Regions from separate parts of the Mus musculus genome. Here regions 1 and 2 are each linked to region 3. A link is a loop called in an ENCODE intact Hi-C map of the cell type or tissue named here. Cell type or tissue: left cerebral cortex. All regions are shown on one strand.

Evidence for each region. Peaks named below come from ENCODE experiments on the same cell type or tissue, not always from the same donor. Only the 100,000 strongest peaks of a DNase experiment are listed, where the experiment ranks them.
Region 1: a loop joins it to region 3, with 2.3 times the contacts of the local background. A loop is called at or near these places in 9 of 42 quality-filtered maps.
Region 2: it touches region 3 in a loop (8-fold over the local background); 20 of 42 quality-filtered maps call a loop at or near these places.

Annotation. Positions count from the first base shown.
Region 1 is chr7:110,798,063-110,806,062 of GRCm38, forward strand. It overlaps Ampd3 (adenosine monophosphate deaminase 3), which reads left to right. Exons shown (of 15, transcript NM_001276301.1): 7 at 2,581-2,775; 8 at 4,370-4,501; 9 at 5,019-5,182; 10 at 5,665-5,791; 11 at 6,763-6,926; 12 at 7,902-8,000. It also overlaps a transcript of Rnf141 not described here. Among named protein-coding and RNA genes, the nearest start is that of Gm39069, 21 kb to the left of the region's middle. In left cerebral cortex, a CTCF peak has its summit at 3,193 (motif pointing left); DNase peaks (open chromatin) are centred at 3,173 and 6,412.
Region 2 is chr7:110,545,076-110,553,075 of GRCm38, forward strand. The region is part of intron 2 of Sbf2 (SET binding factor 2); the gene reads right to left. Among named protein-coding and RNA genes, the nearest start is that of Gm46027, 57 kb to the right of the region's middle. In left cerebral cortex, a CTCF peak has its summit at 3,386 (motif pointing right); a DNase peak (open chromatin) is centred at 3,401.
Region 3 is chr7:110,625,949-110,633,948 of GRCm38, forward strand. Adm (adrenomedullin) reads left to right here and starts at 1,709. Exons shown (of 4, transcript NM_009627.2): 1 at 1,709-1,873; 2 at 2,309-2,428; 3 at 2,577-2,726; 4 at 2,914-3,872. The coding sequence starts at 2,331. The coding sequence ends at 3,220. It overlaps Gm28863 (a long non-coding RNA gene), which reads right to left and starts at 4,958. Exons shown (of 3, transcript XR_003946665.1): 1 at 4,012-4,958; 2 at 787-2,467; 3 at 1-550. In left cerebral cortex, CTCF peaks have their summits at 1,276 (motif pointing right), 2,257, 3,339, 4,416 (motif pointing left) and 1 weaker place; DNase peaks (open chromatin) are centred at 566, 1,684, 2,270, 2,544 and 2 more places; H3K4me3 peaks cover 3,421 bases; H3K27ac peaks cover 298 bases.

The DNA.
Region 1 (8,000 bases), 170 kb after region 3:
GAGGGTCAAGAACTGATGGCAGGAAGGTCCCTGATGAGTGAGCACTGTCCCCAACACCATAGGCTGGCTGGGATAATGGACACACAAGTCCAATAGATCAAATGTCTGGCTTGGCATGTCTTAACAGATGACCAACCAGCTGTGGACAGCATTCCCCGGCTTGAGGTCAGTGTCTCCTCCCCCAAGCCTTGCCAGAGAGCCCAGTCTGCTGCAGTTCTAGCGTGCAGGCTGGAGTCTGGTAGGTAGCACCCTGAATTGTGACCTCTCTTGTCTTCTTGGGATCATGAGAGGTGAGCCAGCATGCTCACTGTGTCTCTAGGGCACCCGTTAGCCAGGTGACAGCCTGTAAGTGAAACAGTAAAAAAAGAAGAGAAAATGGAGGGGTGAGGGAGATAGGACAGGCAACGTGAGGAGTGATTGTACTCTAAAAAAACCCAAACAGCCCACTCTAGCTTGCATGTGCACGGGGATGGTGTGGCTGACTGAGGACAAGGGAAGAAGCCACGAGGCCAGGAAAGAGGTCGCTCTGGACTCAGGAGTGAGTTTTTTGGTGGCAGTGGGGGTGGGACACACGTTTGGGAGGTAGAACTGATGTGATTAGCTGGTACTGAGACGAGGGTAGGAAGGCCGCCCACTTTTTCACAATGAACTTCTGAGGTCAGGATCGGTCATTTCTCAAGACACTGAGGACCAGGAGATGGTCAGGTTTGCACTGTGGTCTGAGACGGAGAGTGCATTCTGGAGGTATATTAAATTTGAACTGTCTGTGAGTTCCTCGAATAGAGACGTCCGTTAGGTAATTACTTAGTTCTGGGACTTTCAGCTCATGGTCCGCAATTGGGAGTTGTTTAAAGAGAAAAATTAAAGGCACAGGCGGCTCAGCTCTTGGTGTTCTCGCAGAGAACTGGAATTCAGTTCCCAGCATTCACGGCAAGCAGTTTACAACTGCACACAATTTCATTTCCAGGGGATTGATGCCCTTTTCAGCCCCACCCCCACCCCTTGCCTCTTTGTTCTCTCTCTCTCTCTCTCTCTCTCTCTCCTCCCCTCCTCTCTCTCTCTCTCTCTCTCTCTCTCCCTCCCCTCCCCTCCCCTCCCCTCATCTCATCTCTCTCTCTCCTCCCCTCCCCTCCCTTCCCTTCCCCTCCTCTCTCTCTCTCCTCCCCTCCCCTCCCCTCCCTTCCCCTCCTCTCTCTCTCCCCTCCCCTCCCCTCCTCTTCTCTTCTCTCTCTCTCCCCTCCCCTCCCCTCCCCTCCCCTCCCCTCCTCTTCTCTTCTCTTCTCTTCTCTCTCTCTCTCTCTCTCTCTCTCTCTCTCTCTCTCTCTCTCTCTCTCTCTCGACTCCTCTCTCCCTCAAGCCCCCCCTCCCCACTTCCACTCCCTGGTGTATATGCATGTATTCACATACACATGAAAAAAAATAATCTTTAAAGACACAGGTGGCATAGGTCAGGGGTGAGGATGAGCTGTCACAAGAGAGGTCAGAGGTGAAGAGACAGCTCTATGTTACAGGAGTTTAGCAGGACACAGAAGACCTGAAACATTCAACAAGGAAGCCAAGGTCCCACTGGGCTCCAGGCTGGTGCCTCCTTTGGGGAATCTGTGTTTCCATCAAGTGCAGGGGACCCACGCTCCTGACTCCTGTCTGTGAGTCAGAATTTTCTCTGCGGTCTGAGTCCACATGTTGGCTTCCAGTCAGGATATTTGTTTCAGAATGGGGCTTGAAATTCCTGGGCTCAGGTGAGGTAGAGTTGACTGAGAAAGGTGTGGTGGGTGCCCTTTTAGGGGTATTGCTTTGGGAATTCCCAGAGAAGTCAGTGGGAAGGGTTGGATCTCAATGGTTATATGAACCCATTGGAACAGATGGCACCGGTTCTCTCTTCATTCGTTCGTTCATTCATTCATTCATTCACTCACCATTGACTCACCGATACCTTGGACCAATTCTTGGGGCAGGTGTGACGTGGATGCAGTGGACCTGGTCCCTGCCCTTGAGGAGGTCCCAGGCAGATAGAAACATGTAAGAGAGGTCAGGAGGATGTGCCCACCAATGTGGATGACTATCCCAGGTGCCCAGGCTGGGCAAGAGAGAGAATGGATTAGCTGTGCCCAGGGGATCAGGGTTGGCTCTCGAGTGGATGAGCTTGGCAGGAAGGAAGGAAACCTGTGGGCTGAGAAAGGCATGGGCAATGTGATACCACAGAGCAGCTTGGTGTCTGAGGAGCCAAACATGGCTCCCCACATGTGACGGGGGCAGCTGGAAGAGGAGAGATTATGATTGCATGCAGCCTTAATTCCAGGTTCAAGTGCTGGGACTGTGTATGCAAGAGAGAACTTGTCAAGTGGGTAAACAAGAAATCAAAACAAAAATATCTTGATGCTGTTTAGATATAGGCTGGGGGCAGGCCTGCAGGAGCAAAGACTAGCTCCGAGGCCTGGAGAAAAAATAGGAAGGGGGATGGTTGGCATTCTGTCCACAGCCAGTGTGGTGCTGAGACTCTGTGTTCCGCCTGGAGGGTTGAGGCTCTTCGGTCACTAGGGGAGGGGACTGGCTCATTGACCAGTGGGTGATGTGTTCCAGGTAGACACACACATTCATGCAGCGGCCTGCATGAATCAGAAGCACCTGCTGCGTTTCATCAAGCACACGTACCAGACAGAGCCCGACAGAACTGTGGCGGAGAAGCTAGGTCGGAAGATCACCCTGCGGCAGGTGTTTGACAGCCTGCACATGGACCCCTACGACCTCACGGTGGACTCGCTGGATGTTCATGCAGTAAGCTAGCTCTGCCCTGGGTACTTCTATCAGGAGTGCTCTGTCCACAGAAGCCAGCATGCCTGTGCTTGGACAGTTGGTGGCTGGGGAAATCATCTTACTTTGCTTGTAGTAGAGCCGTGGAAGGAATCCGGTGGTATTGAATAGTGAGGCTGGGAACAAATGAGTCAAAGGAAGACCGTGAAGTCGGATGGTTACAAATTCTAATCCCCCTCAATCACTTAGGAGTCATGTACCCTTAGGTGAATCGCTTAAACTTTCATTTTCTTGTCAATAAAATGATGACTGTAGGGCTGGAGAGATGGAGGAAAGAGCATTTTCTACTCTTGCAAGAAGACAGGGCTCTCAGAAACCAGTCAGGCACTCATGAGCGCTTATTACTACAGTCCTAGGGACTCCGCGCCATCTTCTGGCCATTACAGGAACTGCATGCACTCAGCACCCATCCAGCCAAGCAGACACATATTAAGTAAAAATATCCATACATTTTTTAAAAAAGTATTTAAAAAGTGATGACTATCATGTACCTTGTTAATTTTCAAAGTTGTTAAGATGCTGAATGATGGTGCAGTTGCTATAGAGACAGCAGAGTGGTCCTTTAAAATGTTAGCTGTAGAATTCCATAGACTTCATAGCTTCTATTCACGCCCTTGAAGGCACTGAAAATGGAGACTTCAGTAGACACTTGCACTCCGCTGTCCATAGCAGTGTTATCTTCAGTATTCAAAAGGTAGAAAATAGCACAATTATTAGACCATAGACAATAACTAACCCAAATGTAACAAATGCACACACAGTAATTACTGTTCAGACTTAGAAAGACAGAGTAAAAACTTAATTTTTTTTTCTGATTATATTTTTTTGTGGTGTATGTGTGTATGTTTTTGCACCTGTGTGGCACATGTATGTATATGTGTAGGCCTGAAGTTGATGCCAGTAATCATCTTGGTTTACTCTTTCTCCATATTCATTGAAGCATAAGGGTCTCTCAATCAAATTCAGAGTTCATCAATAGAGCCTAGCCTTAGCCAGCTTCTTTGGGGCTCCCTTCTCTTTGCTTTCTGAGGTCAGAATTAGAAGTGGGGCCACTATGCCCACCTGGCATTGGTTTGGGCTTCAGAGGATCTGAATCTGGTCACGGGGTGAGCAGTAAACAGATGAGCTGCTGAGCCATCTTCCCCGACCCTAAACTTGAGACTTTTGCTTGTTCAGTGGTCTGTAAGTCACTTATGTTCCTCACACGTCCAGGACCTTGACACTCCACCACAGAGTGCCTGTCCAAAGAGTCCTATGGCTGACTGAGGGACATGGTCCTGGCACACAGAATGACCAAGGTTTCATGCAGAAAGTTGTGGTGACGCATGCCTGTAATTCTATCACTATAGAGGATGAGGCAGGAGGATTGCAAGTTAGAAGATATCCTGCGCTACACAGTGAGGCTCTGCCTAAAAGAAAGAAAGGGAGGGAGGGGGATCTGGAGCTAAAGGAGGGGGTGACTACATTTTCCAGCGTGGCTGTCTTGGAAAGGCCAGGAGAAACATATTAGGTAGCCGCATGGAATTGTGATGCAGCCAGCCGGTGGTCTCCTCCTCAGGGCCGCCAGACATTTCACCGCTTCGACAAGTTCAACTCCAAGTACAACCCCGTGGGGGCCAGCGAGCTCCGGGACCTGTATCTGAAAACTGAGAACTACCTCGGGGGAGAATACTTTGCTCGCATGGTCAAGGTGAGTGAGCCCTCAGCCTCTTCAGATACCTGCCGTTGTCTGCATTCAAAAAGTAGGGGCACATGTGACCCTCTGTCCCTTCCTCTCCCTGAAGGCCCTTCTGTCTACCACCCAACACAGGCAAGTGCTGGTCTCCTGCTCTTGAGCATGGACAAGTGTGTCCTGTGGGCCGATGGCAGGGAAGGGGCGAGAAGGGAAGAGCTCCTAGCATCCTGGCGCCACCTCTGTTTATTACAGCCAGAACTCGGCTGGTTGCAGGCTGGCTTCAGGTAGAGACATGGCTGCTGCCCAGCCTGGTTCTGCAGCCAGGCCTGTTTACAGCCTGCCGGTGTCAGACCCTGGCCTCCCTCCTAGGAGACGCCTCGGCAGGGGAGTGGGTGCTTATGTGGCAACGCCAGGAATTTAGATCAGCCTTTCTACCTATGAGCAGGTAGCTAAAGGACCCCAGGGCCCACCTAGGGATGGGGTCTCCCATGTGTCCGGGAGGCTATGGGGCTGACTCAATTCTTGGTATCAGGAAGTGGCCCGGGAGCTAGAGGACAGCAAGTACCAATACTCAGAACCCCGGCTCTCCATCTATGGTCGCAGTCCCAAGGAGTGGTCTAGCCTGGCCCGCTGGTTCATCCAGCACAAGGTCTACTCACCCAACATGCGCTGGATCATCCAGGTGCCCCGCATCTAGTGAGTATCATGCTCTCGTCTGCCCTGGGTTCTCGGGAGACCACAGCCTGTCCTACATGGCTCCTGGGTATGCTCCTGAGGGTGGGGCAGGGGTGGTGGGACTTGGCTCTCAGCACACATCACTTTTGCTTTTGAAGTATACATGGCGGGCGGACTACCCTCTCTTCTCATTGAAGACTTGGGTAAGCCTGGGCTATGAGATGACCTGTAGTGTCCTACATGGCTGGCCTCCCTGGCCGTCATGCAGAGCGACACTCTCATCTCCAGCTGGGCTGGGCATGGGGTTCAGAGGGGCTGAGTTGAGCTCTCACCCAGCCAATCCCACCACTTCACTGGCTTGAGGCAGTGGCCCGATGGGCACAGGAAGATGCCCATCAGTTTGCAAACACTGACGGCACTGGCTCTTTGCTCTGTTGGGACAGTGACTAGGCTCCACCTGGCAGACCAAGTCCTCCGACCAAGCCAGCCTTTGGTTTTCCCAGTGATATATTTAGGTCAAAGAAACTACTGCCAAACTTTGGGAAGATGCTGGAGAACATCTTCCTGCCCCTGTTCAAAGCTACCATCAACCCCCAAGATCATCGGGAGCTTCACCTCTTCCTTAAATACGTAAGTGCCGGGGTGGGGCCCCTAGTGAGCCCGGTGTGGCAAGGGAGGGCACATCTGCCCCACATGGGTCCAGTTTAGGGTTCACGTTCTCCGGCCTCCCACTCTGCTCCCCTCCCCAGCTCCTGGACCCAGGCACAGGCTGCCAGCTCCAAGAAGCTGGATAATGAAAGGAACGGAGGCAGGCTTCTTCTCAGGGTAGTGGTTGTTGGTAACGCAGGGGAAGGTTGTGTCTGTCCCTAGAAGGGCAGCTGTGGGCAAGGATCAGTAGCTTTTAGTCTGGAGATTAGAAATGCCTGATCAAAAGGATTTCTTAGGTTTCTTCCCAGTGAAGCGGAGGTGCCTCTGGGGCCATGGATACACCTGGCCAGGGCCCCTTGATCTACTGTGAGGCACCCAGCTGGTGTCTCATGGCTATACCTGACACACCAAAGGAACCCTCTACCTAGAACTCTGAATCCAGCTCTGGACCTCTTTGGGCCCAGAGTCTAGTCATCCCACTTGGACGGCTTCCAAAACCACTTTGGTCCTGGTTTGCTCAACATTAAAATGAGGCCTCAGCCACCACCAGTGGTGGTGTACACAGTGTCACTTGAGTACTAACTAGCTGGCGAATTGTCAGGCCAGGGGACCTTGATGGATGGTAGTAGATGCCAGGCATATCAAGTAGCCCCACCCCAGCATGGCACTGCTGCCGTTGGCAGTGGCTGCTGTTCCCTGCAGGACTGGCCTCCTTGGCACAGCAGCAGGAAACCTGGCAGCTCAGATCCAGCCTCATCTGGCCCAGCCTCAGTTTCCTCATTGTCTCCAGCCTGATACACAGGGGCTGGCATTCTCCAGGCTGGCCTGCTGGGCCAATGCAGAGGCTCGGGGTCCCCGACAGGAGTGTGAGCTCCGAAACCCTGTGGGGAGCTGAACTGAGTCCCGGATTATCCTGCCCTGGCTCAGTGTCAGAATCCTTACTTCCCACACAGGTGACTGGGTTTGACAGTGTGGATGACGAATCCAAGCACAGTGACCACATGTTCTCAGACAAGAGTCCCAGCCCAGACCTCTGGACCAGCGAGCAGAACCCGCCCTATAGTTACTACCTGTACTACATGTATGCCAACATCATGGTGCTGAACAACCTCCGCAGGTGGGTGAGGCCCCGGCATGAGCCTGTGTTGCACATGCATGTATTCCTTCTGCCAACATGCACACCCACGTGGTATTTAAATGTATCACATGACTGCTCACACATGTGGCCATATGCTTGAGAAGACTCATGCCAACACAGATAGGTAGTATGAGTGCAATGATGCTGTACAGCTGCACACACATGTTCATATGCACATACTCACCGCAGACCATGTGGGCTATTATATCTGGGAGACAGGAGAGACCTGGGACACGCTGACCATACGCACGCTTCTTTCCTGCTAGGCAGCAGTCTGTACACATGCACTTGTGCTTTGAAAAACTTCGGCTCTGGACACAGGAGAGACAGAGTGAAACAGATGCAATTTGCATAAGTCTTAGGGTGGTCTCCCATGGAAAGGCTCCACAAACCAGACAAAGCACATACTGGCACGAGCCAGAAACCTGGGACATAGGACACAGGACACAGCTACATTCCTTTCCCTGAGAGTCTAATATTGCATACACCTTCCCATGGAGTGTGCCTTCTCGCTGGCTAGCACTGAGCTAATCCAGGCTGTGATGTGGGAGGTTAGAATGGGATTGAGTAAAAGGGGCTGGGAGCAGGGTGGAGGTGATCCTGAGCTAAGCTCTGGGAGACAGGCTTTCTGGTTCTGGCTTTGTCACTGACCTGCTCAGCGTCTTTCAACACACGTCATCCCCTGGACCATTTCTAAAGCAAAGAGGGGGCCTCCATCCACCTGCTTTCTCATGGTGGATGGAGGCCACAGTCTTGGAAAGCCAGGAAATGGGGGCGTGGGGAATGGAGGAGGGCCAGGACCCTTCTCTATGTCTAGTCTCCTCTGCCCTTGGCTTCCGAATTGTAGGAGGGGATGCTTCTAGGGTGCACTGGTTTAGCTGTGCTGACCATGCCAGAGGGATGTGGGCAGTGTAAGCCAGGGGCGCATCCTGACCTGGAGCCTCCCTTTGACAGGGAACGAGGCCTGAGCACGTTCCTCTTCCGGCCTCACTGTGGGGAGGCCGGCTCCATCACTCACCTAGTGTCTGCCTTCCTGACGGCAGACAACATTTC
Region 2 (8,000 bases), 81 kb before region 3:
TTTACACTATACTGTGGTTTTCAGAAGAGCTTATTTCAAAATTATTTACACAGCCAAAAGAAACGTAGGCAATTAATTTGGGAGGTGGCTTGTAAGAGAACAGCACAGAGTGAAACTGAATACTTTGCTTGATATTTATAATTATTGTATCAATTTTGAAAAAGAGGACTTTATAAGTTACTCTTACTCTGAGATGAGTGCTTTTCAAAATCATCACAGCCAACGAATTAGAATCTTACCCTCACCTATCGTCTGTGCCACCCTCCAAGCAGAACCATTCTTCATTGAAACAGTTGATGAATGACTTCATGGATAGACCATCTCAATACTCACACCATTTCTTAAACAAATGTAACCTGTTCCCTGCGGGTTGAGAATGAAGATAATCACTCAAGTCAAACAGCTTTGACCATAGCAGAAAATCTGTATCCAAAAATGGTGCCTACAATTCATTCCTTGGTGTGGCAGAACTGTCAACTCTTAGCTTAGCTACCATGGAGGTAAAATTCTTTGTTGATGTAAGGGACATTGAAGTACAGCCTTATTACAATGAACTCCAATGTCCAAAAATTGTTCTTAATTTGAGTTTGTACCACAGTAAGAGCCAAGATTTTAAGCTCTACTAAAAACAAAACAAACAAACTTTATCTAGTTATATTCACTAAAAAAACTGATGGTATATTATTATTTTAAAATATCACAGTTAATACATTTGGAGTTATTTAAAATTTATAGAGAAAAACGTATATATTTTCAGTGTTGCTATAGATAAGCATCTATAGAAAACTGTTCAACTGATTGTCTAATATCAAACAACTTTTATGATACTCATTTTTATTGTTATAATATTTTATAAATTTTAAAGAATATGATAAACGAAAGGTATGGCAGGTATTGAAGGGGGTCTCTGAGAGGAGTTGGGGTACAAAAGGGAAAGAAGAATGTGATGTAAGTCTATTTACTCAAAATATGTTTTTAAATGTTAACAAATTCAGATAAATTGAAATATCTATTATTTCTCATCATAATGCAATTAAAAAAAAAGAAAGAAAAGAAAAGAAAAGAAAAGAAAAGAAAAGAAAAGAAAAGAAAAGAAAAGAAAAGAAACAAGTTCCCCCAAAAAAGAAACAAAACAAGTCCCACTCCTACTAACCATGAAGCTATTTTCACCTGGTACCTGCAGGCAAAGGGAAAATTAGTTTTCACCAATAGAGTATCATTGAACATATCAATCACACTCCAGGGGCAGCCCCAGGACTAGGAGTAGTTGGCCAACACAAAACAAACTCAATGGCCTTTTGGAGGTTGCTTTTTGCTACCTTCACTTTTTCGGGGGGGTCTTACTGGGTTTTTGTTTTGATTCTCATCTCTCTCTCTCTCTCTCTCTCTCTCTCTCTCTCTCTCTCTCTCTCAGGTGAAAGGGAAAGTGGATGGACTCTGGGAGGAAGGGAAATATGATCAAAATACATTATCTAAAAATGTTTAATTAAAAAACATATAAAGACTTTAAGAACCCAGAATTCCAACTCATTTTGATTATCAGAGCTCAGAAATATGTGGAAAAGCCATCAATGTCCAGTGAAATTCAAATAATGGAAAACACACTTGATTAAAAAATGAATAGCTTAACCACTCAGATTTTTTGACAGGTTATTTCTGGTTCTAAACTAAGTACATAGCTCTAAACTGAAGGAAATACTAAGGTTGTACTACCCCTTAGGGAAGTCTTTCAGTCAGTTATAATCTCAATTGTAAAATCTAACTTGTTTATTTAGAGCCCTACTGGTGCCATAATTCCCCAGTCCACAAACCCTATGGATAGCATTTGTAAATGAGGTCTATCTTAGACAATAAAAATAACTTGGAACCACCAACTCTGTAAATATCTCATTAGTCTTCAAAGTTTAATAATAAAATGCTTCCCTACTACTGTTTTTATTATTATTTATTATTTGATGTGTATGGGTGTACTATCTATATGTATGTCTATGTATTATGTAGCTATCTGGTGCCCACAGAATCTGGAAGAGGGTGTCAGATGCTCAGAAACTAAAGTTCCAGTAGCTGTGAGCCACCATGTGGTACTAGGAGCCAAACTGGGATTCTCTGAAGAGTAATAAGCAGCCAGTGATCCTACTATTGTCTCTCTAATGTTATTTAATTAACCCTTCCTGATAAGAAGAAGAATTTAAGATTAGAGCCGGGTAGTGGTGGCCTGTGCCTTTAATCCCAGCACTTGGAAGGCAGAGGCAGGCAGATTTCTGAGTTAGAGGCCAGCCTGGTCTACAAAGTGAGTCCCAGGACAGCCAAGGCTACACAGAGAAACCATGTCTCGAAAAACAAAAAACAAAAAAAAAAAAAAAAAAACAAAAAAAAAAAAGAATTTAAGATTAGTTTTGCTTTTAACAAAAGTAATTAAAAGTCAGCTTGCTCCATGTATTAGTGAGTGTCCAACACACATAGGCCAACCTCAGCAATGTGCGTATGCTGGGCACACGGAAAATATTTTACTTTTAATGAGGTCAAAAGATCACAGTTTTATTATCTTAGCAAATAGCAAATAGCTATATGGCACAGGGACAAGCTATTAAATCTCTCTAGATTTCAATGGATAATACTTAGAATAAACAGAAATTAATTTCACATTTAACTGTCCTAAAAGTGTCTATGTTCTCCCTGGCTTTCCAAATATTGACTTTATATCAACTTCTCACTTTTTGACATGATATATCTCAGTTCCCATATATGGTCCAGATTATAGATAGTCTTAAACAAACTTAGATTACCTTTAAACTAGTCACAATTACCCACCCAAGAGCATAAATTCTACCACGGCCTATTTATGTTCATGATTAATATATAAGATACATGCCTCTTTGTAGCTTGCATTATTTCTAAGGTCTCAGAAAGTATCCCTGTTACCCCCATCACTGGCACATTGCAATGCAATGCAATACTAAACATGAAATACAATATACAGAGAAATACTTCCTGATTAAGATGAAATATGAAACCCAGCAGGCTGGTACACATCTGCAATCCCACCACTGAGCAAGCTGAAGCAGGAAGACTTCAAACTAAGGCCGTCTAGAACACAAAGCAAAATTTTATTGAATGGAAAGAAAGTAAGGGGGAGGAGAAGGGAAGGAAGAAAATTTCAAGTCTTTTCTTGAAAAGAATGAAAAGTAATGATCATTAATTGATAATCATTGTAACTGATATATCCATATCACTGATAAATTTATAACTGACTCATAAATTTTAAGTTCTCGAAAACAAAAAATTGTTCCAATAAATGTACATATGTGTTTCTCCTGCCACTTTAGTGATCCTCCCTATAAAATCTTGTATATTGAGATCACTGACTTTTCACAGACACATAGGTGTCACCACTAGAGGCCACCAAATACTTCTTTTTCTTAAACCAACACATTTGTAAGTCATTCTAAGTCCTTACATTAGTTCACATTATAAGCAAATAACTATGAACTGTAATACCCAATAACTAAAAATGGCACACATGAATCTCTAAATAACAGTAAAAACCCCAACAAAGAAGGAAGCATGTTTCACACAGTGTACAGGATGTCTAGATCACCAGAGAACTTCTCCAGATTATAGTATACAAATATCACTACGTAGATGCCTTTGGAAATAGTGTATGTGAACGAGAGAGCTCATACTATCTCTGAATAGTGTCCCCTGCAAGCACGCGATTGCTATCCATGTGTATATACATGAACACATTATGATTGATATGTAAACTACCAGAGTCCTTTGTTTCATATTGCAAGGTATTTCACATATGTTTTTAATGTCTAAGTTGCCACCATCTACAGTAGTGATACACACAAAATTCCAGATTGCAGAAGATCGAGTATTGGGCAGATGATGTTAAGTTCCTTAGAAAACTCAGCTCTAAGTTCTTAGTGGGCTGCTGATCAAGTGTTCTGAGTCCACCTACTTTTGATACCCTCCTTCTCACTAAAAGTAGATGACCAACTACAGAAGGCCCAACTAGCCTCCAAATACTTACAGGACCAAGAGAAACTTACAAAACAGAATAAGGCTTCATCTTATCTGATCAACCACCATTCTGCATATAATATTTTCAAAAGTTTTCAAATACACCAGAGAAACAGCATTGTCATGTCTTAGATGTTGTACTTTTAAAATCCTGACCTAATTTTAGAAGGTCATAAAAATGCTTATAGTTTTATTTTTAAAGTTATAACTTTGGCTTTTACACTGAGTCTATAATGGGTTTTAAATCTATTTCTCCATACAGTTTAAAAGCAGATCGAGATTACTTGTTCAGATGGATACTCAGTTGTACTCCTATTTATCTATCCTGTCTCCTCCCCAACTACATCACTCCTGGAAACCATGGAAACTGATTTGCACTGTTCCCTGATCTATTAACACATGTCTATCTCTAAGCCAATGCCAAACCCTGTTGACTATGAAGCTTTATAGTGTATCTTGAAACAAGGTAGTATAATCACAGGTTTGTTCTCTCAAAACAGTTACAAACTGTCTTGCCCATTTGCCATACTGTCTGAAGACACATGTCTCCAATGCCTTACACTGTGTTAGACACTATCTTAGGTCTATACATAAACTCTACATCACACACTTTTAAAAGTAACCAGTAAAACATGGAACATAAAACCAACTATCTGAACCATTTTTACATGTACAGTTTTGTAGTGGTGGGTACATACACATTACTGGACAGCAATTTCTACAACTCTTTTCAATTTTGCAATGCTGAAAATCTCTGACTGAAAACAATTTAGTTTTTCTTTTCATCTTTTCCTACCCATGGAAACCTTCATTTTACTTACTGTTTGTATAAATTTGGCTACTCTAAATGCCACCTATAAATGGAAATTATATAGTATTTGTCTTTTAGTGACTCACTTGTTCCCACTGCACAATGTTTTCAAGGTCCACTGATGCTTTTATCAAACTTTCATATTTGTGACTGAATAATATTCCACTGTCCTGCTAAGTGTTCATCTATCCATCTGCCTCTGGACACTTGTGCTCCTTTCACTTTGGGGCTACTGTGAGCACCACTGTTAAGGGACTTGTAAGTACAAACGCCTGATTCCTTGGTTTCAGTTCTTTTGAACACACCCAGAAATGGAACTGCTGGCTCACAAAGTGATCTCACTTTACTGAAGAGCTGCTAAACTGTTCCCACAATGGTGGCATTGTCTAACATTCCCACCAACAGTGCACCAGACTTCAATTTCCCCCAAGCTGACATTTCTTTTTTATTTCTTATTTATTTATTTATTTATTTATTTATCGAGACAGGGTTTCTCTGTATAGCCCTGGCTGTCCTGGAACTCACTTTGTAGACCAGGCTGGCCTCGAACTTAGAAATCCACCTGCCTCTGCCTCCCAAGTGCTGGGATTAAAGGCATGCACCACCACGTCTGGCCAAGCTGACATTTCTTATTTTCTGAAGTTTTGACAGTAGCCATGGGGGCTAGAAAGATGGCTCAGTTAAGAGTGCTCTTTCAAAGACTGGAGTTCAGTTCCTAGCACAATTGCCTATAATTCCAGCTCCAGGAGATCTAACAACTCTAACCTCCAAGTGTTAGAGTTGCACTCATGTATACATAGCCATACACAAATACACACATATAGACATCGAAACATCATCATTGTCAATAGTAATAATAATAATAGTAATAATAATAATAATTTTAATAGTAGGCATGGCTACTATATACAATGGCTTTTATTTCATTTCACTAATGAAATAGTAAATCTTGCCCTAGATTTGTAGCCCTCTATAGATTTTATGCCATAGTTTCTCCTTCATAACAGTGGTGTTATAATCTGACAATTAACAATTGGCAATCTTAATTAAACAAGTCTCTACTAATGGATTTGTGTAATTTCCAATCTTTACCATGAATGACACACACACACATATATGTACAACTGTGTATACAAGTAGCCGTAATCTATTTGTTCAGGATAGCCCCAATTTAAGAATTCCTCCCAATTCCACTTACTCTCAGAAAACATTCCAGTTTAATTAAATAATTACTCTAATTTTAGTTTTAACATTAGGGAAAGGTGCTTTAAGTAAAATTAGGCAGGAGTTACCTTTGATTCAAGTTTTCAGACTATTATCAGAACTCACCTGCACTGGAAACCTACTACTAGCTAGACTAAAATATGAATGAACTCTCACTGAGACATGTAACCAATATGATTGGATTATGGGTATGGTGACATGCAGAAAGGAGAAAAGCACAACTAGGAATCAAGCATACAACACTCTCAGAGCGAAGATGACACGTCAATGGAGCTAAGAGTAAGAAAACACACAGCCGCGCAGAGTGGATATATCTAGAATCCCAACACTTGGGATAGTGCCAAGAGGATCAGGAGTGTAAAGTTATCCTTAGCTATGGGGCAATTTTGAGGCCAATTTGTGTTACATGAGCCTCTTTCAAAACACATAGAAAAAGAAAACTCAAACAGACTAAATGTAATAGGACAAAGACTGTATTATGCTTTCTCTGATGTCCAACGTGTGTTTACCAATACCAATCCTGACACCAATGATGCACCCAATCATTTAACTCAATACTTTATTACCCAGAGTTAGCACAGACTCAAAAGTCAAGGGCTCGGGCCCAAAAGACCCATTTTAAAGGCCAGCCACAAACAGGGCATCAAGGCTACCCTCACATCTGCCCACAAATTCAAGGTCCTGCAATACACTGCCTCACACTTAATAATTTGTTAGGGCAATTCACAGAACTCATAAAAATGGTTTGAATACATTTAATGGTTTATTATACAAAATATAACTCAAGAGCCTCATACCACAAGGACTAAGTTAAATTAGTTCAAAGCATATATCTAGGTTTTATCTGTTATCCTTTACTACAGCTAAAGGTATAACTGACTTCTGAGCAAAAGAATAAGTGATAGATACACTGCCTATGCCATGCTTTCTTTCAGACTCCCATGAGATGAACTGTTGATGGCCAAAATGACCCAAGAACTTCATTCTGAAGATGGAAAAATCTGTTCCTAGCTATCCTGTTATTATCCCTAATAAATGTAAAAGGAAAAAAAGTCACCATGGCAAGCCATTCCAACGTCCAGATTTTACTTTTAGGTCAGACTCTGGTCACAGAGTTCAGATCAATGGAAAAGTACAGAAAAGAACTGAGAGTGTCCAAGTGAAGAATGGCCACAAAGATGAAATGATGGCAACTGCATGAGAGACTCAGTGACGTGGTCCCACAACAAATGAGAAGGCTGATTACAAACAACACAAAGTGATAGTGGGCCCGGCCTATGTAGTTCTGCATCTTTCTCAGCAACTACTCTACGGCTTCAAAGCATCAGTTGGATGCAACATGACAACAAAGCTCTGTCAAAAGGAGGTCTGAGAGCAATACTGAAACAGCTGACAACAGGAAAAGATATCCTCTGGCACAAATGATTAACAGTACTCCTTAAGCAGAACTGAAAATAACTGAAATTCTAGTACAGGATAAGCAAATGACTTTAGAAATCTGTAGGCATGTGAGATGCTGATCACAAAGACGGGCTATAATCTTTTCTTAAGAGATTCTTTTCTTAAGAGATTCTTACAGAAAGGACTAACTACCTAGACATCATTAGGTTCCCTGTCCTGTGGTTTTATTACTTCAAAGAAAAAAGGGGAGTGGAAAACAAAACAAAATGAGCTACTACCACTTCTTCCTACCCACTCACACTCCATATGTATTTGCTGTAAACTCTTAAATTATTTCTGTAGGCCTTTACATGTTAAGACATGTAAGAGGAAGCCATGTCTTCCTACTTCTGCACCTGATTCTAAACAAAATCAAGTATCCTGCTACACATAGTTCACATCAAAATCTGAACCACTTTTGACATCACATTTATCACCCAACATCCACCCTTAACACACATGGTTTAGATGAAACCAGACTGTATTTTGTAATTCTTTA
Region 3 (8,000 bases):
GTTCTGTGCTACATGTGCTGCTTGGTGCAGACAGGCTAGCCACTGGCCAGGGCTGCTGCGGTGACTGTCCCACGGCCCAGAAGGCCCTAAGGCGGGCCAGTTCGCCTAGCTGCAGCCCTTTCAACATCCGTGTCCCAAGCCCCTACCAGAAGCAGAACCTGGGAATCTGTCCCCTGCCCAAGGGGGAACTCCGTTTTGCAGTTTTAGGAGGATAAGTAATCTCGGCGCGGCCATTTCTCCCCCAGGTGCAATGTCCATGGTTGTCTGGAGGGTGACAAACGGGCTGAACCAGCAGTGCTTAGCATAGTCTGCGCTGTGAGCAAGGTCCGCGGGACAGGAATGCCTAGTCGGTTTTGCTCTTGGTCTAACACTTAGAGGCAGATAAGGTAGGACACTGGGAGATCTGCCGGGGTCGCCAGGAAGAGGACATGAGTTGTCTGTGTCCACATCACCAGGGCTGGGGGCTAGGAGCTGTCGTAGGTCATGTCTTTAGCTTCGGGACCTTCCGGGAGACCTGCATGCGGAGCTACGCCTGTCGCCCAGTTTGGCCCTAGAAGGGAAGAAAGTGAACTCACGGATCTGTGAAGAGCACCAGCCCGTGGCAAACGTGTTCGAACTGATTCATCGTGAATTAGCACATATCTCTGGGCTAGGCGGGGGCCGGCATTCTCCCCCCACCTGATGAGAATGGTGACCCCAGCCAGAAAACCGAGCCGCTGTGCCCCAGTCTTTTGAGTCCAGACTCTACAGCTTCCCACCTTTAGTGTGACTGGGCAATAGACTTACCCTTTCGGCACTTCACTTTAATTCAAGAGAACACCAGCTCGGGAGTGTAGAGATCAAAAGCGATTGGGATCTGGCTGGGATTTGTCAACTGTAAAGTGATTAACATATGTGAGGCATTAGTGTGCTCCCAGTCAGTCAATCCTCACGTTTATGATGGATGAATGAAGGCAGTCAGGTCAACTCGCAGGTCATAGCCTTATAAGGGATAATAGTATCACAAGGAAGAAAACAAAACTATCTCTCTTCCTAATTTTGGCTATTCCTGTATTTCCAAATAGGAATGTGAGTTCTGAATTTTCAGATAACTACCCTCTCCAAACCCCAATTTCCAATTCAGCTGTTCCCAGTTCTGCCCTTATTACGAAATCCGTACTGGCTAGTCTATCGAGAAACCCCTCAGTCCCAGTCACTGGAGACTGAGCCTCTCCCTTCCAGGTGTACCCTGCGGGCACAGATGGGGGTCGAGGCTCAGTCAGGTGCTAAGCCGGCAGGGGGCGCGGTCCATTTGAGGTCACAGCTCCCCAAGTCCGGGGTTTTGGTTATCCATGTGTCCCACCCGTCTCCCGGTTCTTGCAGCACTGTCCAGGAAGCTCAGATCAGCACTCTGGGTTGTACACATTATGGGCAAAGGATTCACCCCACCCGAGTTGTTCTGGTTCCCCTTCCCTTCTCACTGTTTGAACTCTATGCTGGGAAATTAGGGCAAGGGAAGTCCTGCTCCAGTCTAATCTCTCAGAGCGGATCTCTGAGATGTCTAGCCACAGGGGACCTCTTACCCCTACCCCCCATACCCACAGGCAAGCTGCAGGGCAGGTCTGGTTTTAGAAGCAAGCACGCTGGAGAGGGAGGACTCCAGGGCAAATCTGACCACGCCCACCGTCCGCCCCTGAGCGCTTATAAGACGCTGGAGCTGGTGCTCACTAGTCAGTGGTTTCTTGGTGACACTAGACAGAGCAACTCCAGCGTTACCGCTCCCGCTCCTGGTTTCTCGGCTTCTCATCGCAGTCAATCTTGGACTTTGGGGTTTTGCTACTGTCAGAAGGACTTCTTTCTGCTTCAAGTGCTTGACAACGCACCCCTTTATCAGGTAGGAACCGCTGGCCTCCAGCATGTTAGGGAGGGGGACGGCTTTGCCAAAGCCCCAAAACTTGCAGAGCTGGACAAGGGGGAACAACCCACTTTAGGGTATCCAATGTAGAGAACACCTCATTGCCCAGGTCTAGCTCATGCGCACAGCTGGAGCTCTCTTGAGATCCCCCCTCCTCCTTGGGCTGAGATCCTGGGACTTTAGTTGGAAACCTCTGGAAGCCTGGCACTTCTCAATGGCTTCCTTTGCCTTGCTTGTCACCCACCCGGCCAGCGCAAAAATCTCCGGTGTTTCTCTGCGCCAGTGGGGGAGATAAGCAGCTGAGCCAGGAAGAGCGCTGCCAAGCGGCTCCCCGTCCTGCCGCCACCCTTCGCGTGCTGACGGGATCGTGCTGCTGGCCCGGTTGCTCACACTCGGTGTCTTGTTCCTTTCCAGGGTATCAGAGCATCGCCACAGAATGAAGCTGGTTTCCATCACCCTGATGTTATTGGGTTCACTCGCTTTCCTAGGCGCGGACACTGCAGGGCCAGATACTCCTTCGCAGTTCCGAAAGAAGTGAGTTTGGGCCGTGCTTTCTTTCTTCACTTTGAATACCTGGCAATGAGAGAAAACTGAGAGATGGTCTGGAGGTGTTACAAAGGGAGTGGAGCTGGCTGGGACATCACTTGAACTTAGGCCAAACGCATCTGCTTGTGTTTTCTAGGTGGAATAAGTGGGCGCTAAGTCGTGGGAAGAGGGAACTACAAGCATCCAGCAGCTACCCTACGGGACTCGCTGATGAGACGACAGTTCCTACCCAGACTCTTGATCCATTCCTGGACGAGCAGAACACAACTGGCCCCCTACAAGCCAGGTAACTATGCTCTCTGCAGAGGATGTGCCCTCTCCACTACTCTGACCCTGGGGATTGTCCTGGCTGCACTGCAGCTGAGGCTCCGGCGGAGGGAACGGGTTCCAGGTCCCTCGGGTACTGCATGGCTCCGGTCCCAGGTGGTTGGGACCAAAGCCCCGGTTGATGAGGTGTCCTTCCTTCTTCACAGCAATCAGAGCGAAGCCCACATTCGTGTCAAACGCTACCGCCAGAGCATGAACCAGGGTTCCCGCAGCAATGGATGCCGCTTCGGGACCTGCACATTTCAGAAATTGGCCCACCAGATCTACCAGCTAACAGACAAAGACAAGGACGGCATGGCTCCCAGAAACAAGATCAGCCCTCAAGGCTATGGCCGCCGGCGCCGGCGTTCCCTGCTGGAGGTCCTCCGGTCCCGGACTGTGGAGTCCTCCCAGGAGCAGACACACACAGCCCCAGGCCCCTGGGCGCACATCTCCAGACTCTTTAGGATATAGGTGCGGGTGACAGCATTGAACAGTCGGGCGAGTATCCCGTTGGCGCCTGCGGAATCAGAGAACTTCGCACCGGGGCGGACTGAGACAATCCTGCAGAGATCTGCCTGGCTGCCCCTAGGGGAGGCAGAGGAACCCAAGACCAAGCCAGGCTCATGCCAGAAACCGAGACTTACAGGCTGATACTCTCCGGGCAGGGGTCTGAGCCACTGCCTTGCCCGCTCATAAACTGGTTTCTCACGGGGCATAAGCCTCATTACTACTTGAACTTTCCAAAACCTAGCGAGGAACGTGCAATGCTTGTTGTCCAGCCAAAGGTAACTATAGTATTTAAGTTTGTTGCTGTCAAGGTTTTTTTTTTTGTAACTTCAAATATATAGAGATATTTTTGTACGTTATATATTGTATTAAGGGCATTTTAAAGTGATTATATTGTCACCTTCCCCTATTTTAAGACGTGAATGTCTCAGCAAGGTGTAAGGTTGTTTGGTTCCGTGTGTGTGTGTGTGTGTGTGTGTGTGTGTGTGTGTGTGTAAGGTGGAGAGCGCCTGATTATCGCCTGTGGATGAAGAAAAAACATTGTGTTTCCTATAATCTATTTACATAAAATATGTGATCTGGGAAAAAGCAAACCAATAAACTGTCTCAATGCTGATTCATTCTCGGTTCATGCATTTGGGGAAGGATGGTGGTCTGGGTTTGGGTCGGCCTGGAAGTGCTGAGATTCTGCTTCTTGTTTTGGGAAGATTGAACTGCATTGTGGGTGCAAAGCAACCTCTCTAAGCAAGGCTTACCTGTTGTGAGCTCTGGTGTCCATGTGGATGCACAAAGCGCGTGTCCTGGGAGGGAGTCAAGAGTTCTCTGAGATACCCGAGTTCACCTCCTTGCATGGCAACCAGACCGGGTAGGGTAGGGTGAGCCCTAATAGGCGAGCCTGGGCTCCTTAAGTTGCGCAATATACTCCCAATTTTATAGGGTTGCTCACTGGACCTGAGCTAAGGCGCTCTTTGGAGACTTAAACTGATATCCAAGGCTTTCTAAGTAGAGTTTATGCTCCAACTGTGGGTGTTAAAAGCTACCGGGGGTGGGGGACCCGCAAAACGTTCGCACAGCAGCTCTGGGAAACCCTCAGCTAGCAGCCCAAGTCTTCACTGGGCCCTGACGTCCATAAGCGGGGCTGTAGCGCCCCCTGCTGGCCACCATGCGTGCTCCCCCAAAGAGCGGTAGAGTAGTACGTGCGGTTTAATAAGTTCTTCTACGTGGGAGTCAGCACATAGTCTTAATGAAAGAGGAAAGAAAGGGGGGGAAAAAGCAGTTTGCAGATGCCAACTGGGCTCCCCTCCCTTCGTCTTCTCCCCCCTTCCCCGACCTGCACGCGGGCTTGCTGTGCAGGGGCAGTGACTCAGCGCCCACACGCTGCGCGGCGAGCAGCTGCTGGCCGGAGGCGGGCGGATGGACGTGCAGCCGGAACCGTGCGCCTCCGAGGGCCTGAGACCTTCATTGTTCGTCTCCCCTTCCAGTTCTCCTCTTCCTTCCTCTTTCCCAAGCCTTTTTTCATGCTGCCTTCACTTCTATCTAGCCTTCTCTCCCTCTTTCCTTCCTCCGTGCTTTCAGTCACCTCTGTATCCAGTGAGGAATGCTAGCCTCTAAGCTTGAAGGCCCAGGGCACAGGGACTATAAGATTAGGAGGCTAAGGTGACGCCATGTACCTGTCTAGCTAGGAGGCCTGGCCAATTGGCTCACTCAGCCAATCCCTGAAGACCAATTATTGTGCTTTCCTGAAAGTTTTGCTAGCCGTTTGGAGATGCTGAATTGCCTGTACCTCCAGCTAGTTCAGGGTTTCTGGAAGCAGTTTGGTTTGGGAAGGGCATTTCAGAACCCGGACCGTGGGACTAGATGTTTTCTTCCTTACAGAAGCCTATATACACAATGAAATGCGCTGGTCCTTTGTCTGAGTCTACACACAACCTGATAGAAGCAGCTCCTGCTTCAGAAGAAAGCAGCCTATAGCACATAGACTCGCCTCTGGCTGTAGGAAGCATCAGTCCCATCCAGTTCCGTGTCCTATTTGATCTTAACAATTTCCTGGAGCACCCAGCCCCAGTAGATCATAAATGCAGCACAGACCATCCTGGCCACAAGGACTTCTTGCTAAGTATTCGCATGGAACTTTGCCAGGCACTGAAGAGGCACAGGGCACGCATGAAAGAGGAAACGATCAGAAGTTTCAATCCTGCAACTGCTGTGCCAGTGGGTTGGGGGGGGGGGGGTCTGAAGGGGTTGCGGAAACTGCGAAGAGCAGAGACCACCTTGGCCTCACCGACAGAGGCTCAAAGCCACTCACTCGAGTTCTTTCTTTAAGCCAAGGTTTGTCCCGTAGCCACAGAGCCCTTCAGCCAAAACCTTACTCTGGCAGAACTTCAACCTACCAGACAAAGCCGCCAAAGACAGGTTGGGCACCGGCTTAGGGGCAGCTGGGAACAGGCATCTAGCCTTCGTCTGAGGGAGTCTTATGACCTCAGGGAATTCAAGGCAAGTAGAACTGTGGTGGTTCAGCCCGGAGAGGAACCAGACAGCTGCTCTGCTGGAGTCGTTCCTATTGCTAAACCTGTGACTTGAGACATTTCTGAGCAGACAGAGACCCTCTTATGACCAGCCTGCTGGAGCACTTGGGATTAACTAAAGGTCACCACAAAGCCTCGGGCCCTTCTCTGGAGGCTGTTCAACTGGCCTTCGGGATTTTTTTTTTTCTTCATAAGGTGCTGAAGGTTATTGGGATAGGGCCTCCTGATGCCAAGAACACATCATTTATCAACGGTGTTGAGTCATTTTGTGAGCTGATTTGAACCTGTCCACAGCTAAGAAATAGTCACAGTTCTTTTTTTTTTTTTTTTTTTTAATCTGTAGCTACTGTTGCTGGCTGTGGGAATGGTATCACCCATTTGTAATCAACCAAGGGTACCAGACGATTTCTAGAAAGTTCAGCACCAGCAGGTTGTCTGAACAGCTAAGGGTGGAAAGGAGAGATGGGGTGGGCCAGAAACCAGTTCTTTTTTTAGTTCTTGCTTGGTGTCAACTATTCTTCTAGCCACTTTCTATACCTTATCTCACCAAGTTCTTACAGTAGCTTTCTGAAGGAGGTGTTATTATCTCTCTTAGTAGATAAGGAAGCTGAACTTCAGAGAGGTGAAGTAACTCAGGCAAGGTCACACAGCGAGTGGTGGAACGTGGCTATGCACCCAAGTGCTACAGGCTATTTTGATGCTATGAAGACATAGGGAGTAAAATGAGATAATTTTAACCTTTAGATTCTCAGGCCAGATGTCTCCACATGTCTTCTAACTCTGAGGATGGCGTCAGTAGGTGATTTGCGCCCCACGGTGATTCTGAGAGCTTTCCATGGGAGCTAGTAGGATGGGGAAGGGGAACTGCTCTAGCGCTGAGCTCAATAAGCACAAAGGAAAGAAACAAAGTGAGTTGTGAATTCCTGGTCTTCCTTGGAAGCAAGGATCATAAATCAGGAATGGCTTTCCTCATCCTGAGCTAGGCTACTGGCCTCTTTGGTTTGCATTGCCAACTATAGTTAGAACATACACTGAGGCCTCCGGAGCTGGCTTCTGAGAGAAGGGCCTTCTGAGAAGCTATTCCTGGCTGTGCACAGTCCTGCACTGTAGTTCTCCAGTCGCCTGGAAGAACACCTGTGTCTACAAAGCCGCAAATAGCATTTCCACCCTCGAGGTGGGACCTTTTGTTTTGGCATCTGCTATCCACGGCAGCTTTTGAAAGGAGGTTCTGAGTTTGACTCTCAGGGAGCCACCCTCCTTTCCCCAGTGGAGGAGCAGGAGGCCCTGTTATCCTGAGTTCCAGGGAAGGTTTTGCCAAAGCTGGATTGGAGGGTTCGTCTTGATTTGCATGGGAAGAAGGGTGAGGCTAGATAGATATCTGGTGGTCCCACTGGTCTTGTTCCAGAGCTATTTTGGAACATTTTGGAAAAACAATAAAATGACTGGCCACACAGGCAGCTGAGTTTTAGTAGACTGTTATACGTTTGTCTAACAGCAGAAGTATTTGACTTATTATGTAGTAGTTATTTGGCATTGCAAAGGCTCCCCTTTATCTTCATCCCCAGCCATAACTATCATTAGTATTTTAGTCTATACTTTTTTAGACACTTTAATACATCAGAGACACCTATATTATAGACACATAGACATATATATCTAATACACAGACACATTCTTTTACAAATGCAACTCCTAGGTGGGGAGAGCTGAATTAAACACATTTGTCAGTTTAAGGCAAGTTGTCACTACCAGTCTTTGTAACGCTTCTCTCTTGTAACAAATATATATGTTATTATATATAGCATATATTACATTATGTATAACATATATTAATTTTCATACTCTTTCTTGAACCCTTGATGGCAGCCCTCTTTTATTTTTGAACGCCAACTTGCTATGTAGCCAAGACTGGTCTTGAACTCCTGATCCTCCTGCCTCCACCTCCTGAGCACTGGACTTCAGGTGTGAACCCCTACACAACAGCTTTCCTTAAAATGTTTGATATACATACATGTGCAAGTGGGATTGTAAAATGCACCATGTTGCACCTACATGTTCAACATATGGATCTATTGTGTTCTATTTTACACCTACATGTTTAGCATATGGATCTAATGTGTTCCATTTTTGTTGTTTCCCGGTTTTATCACTCAACACGCATAAGAAATTCTATGACATTTTGATTTTCCTCTCTTTAACAAAACTAAGTTTTTAAGTTT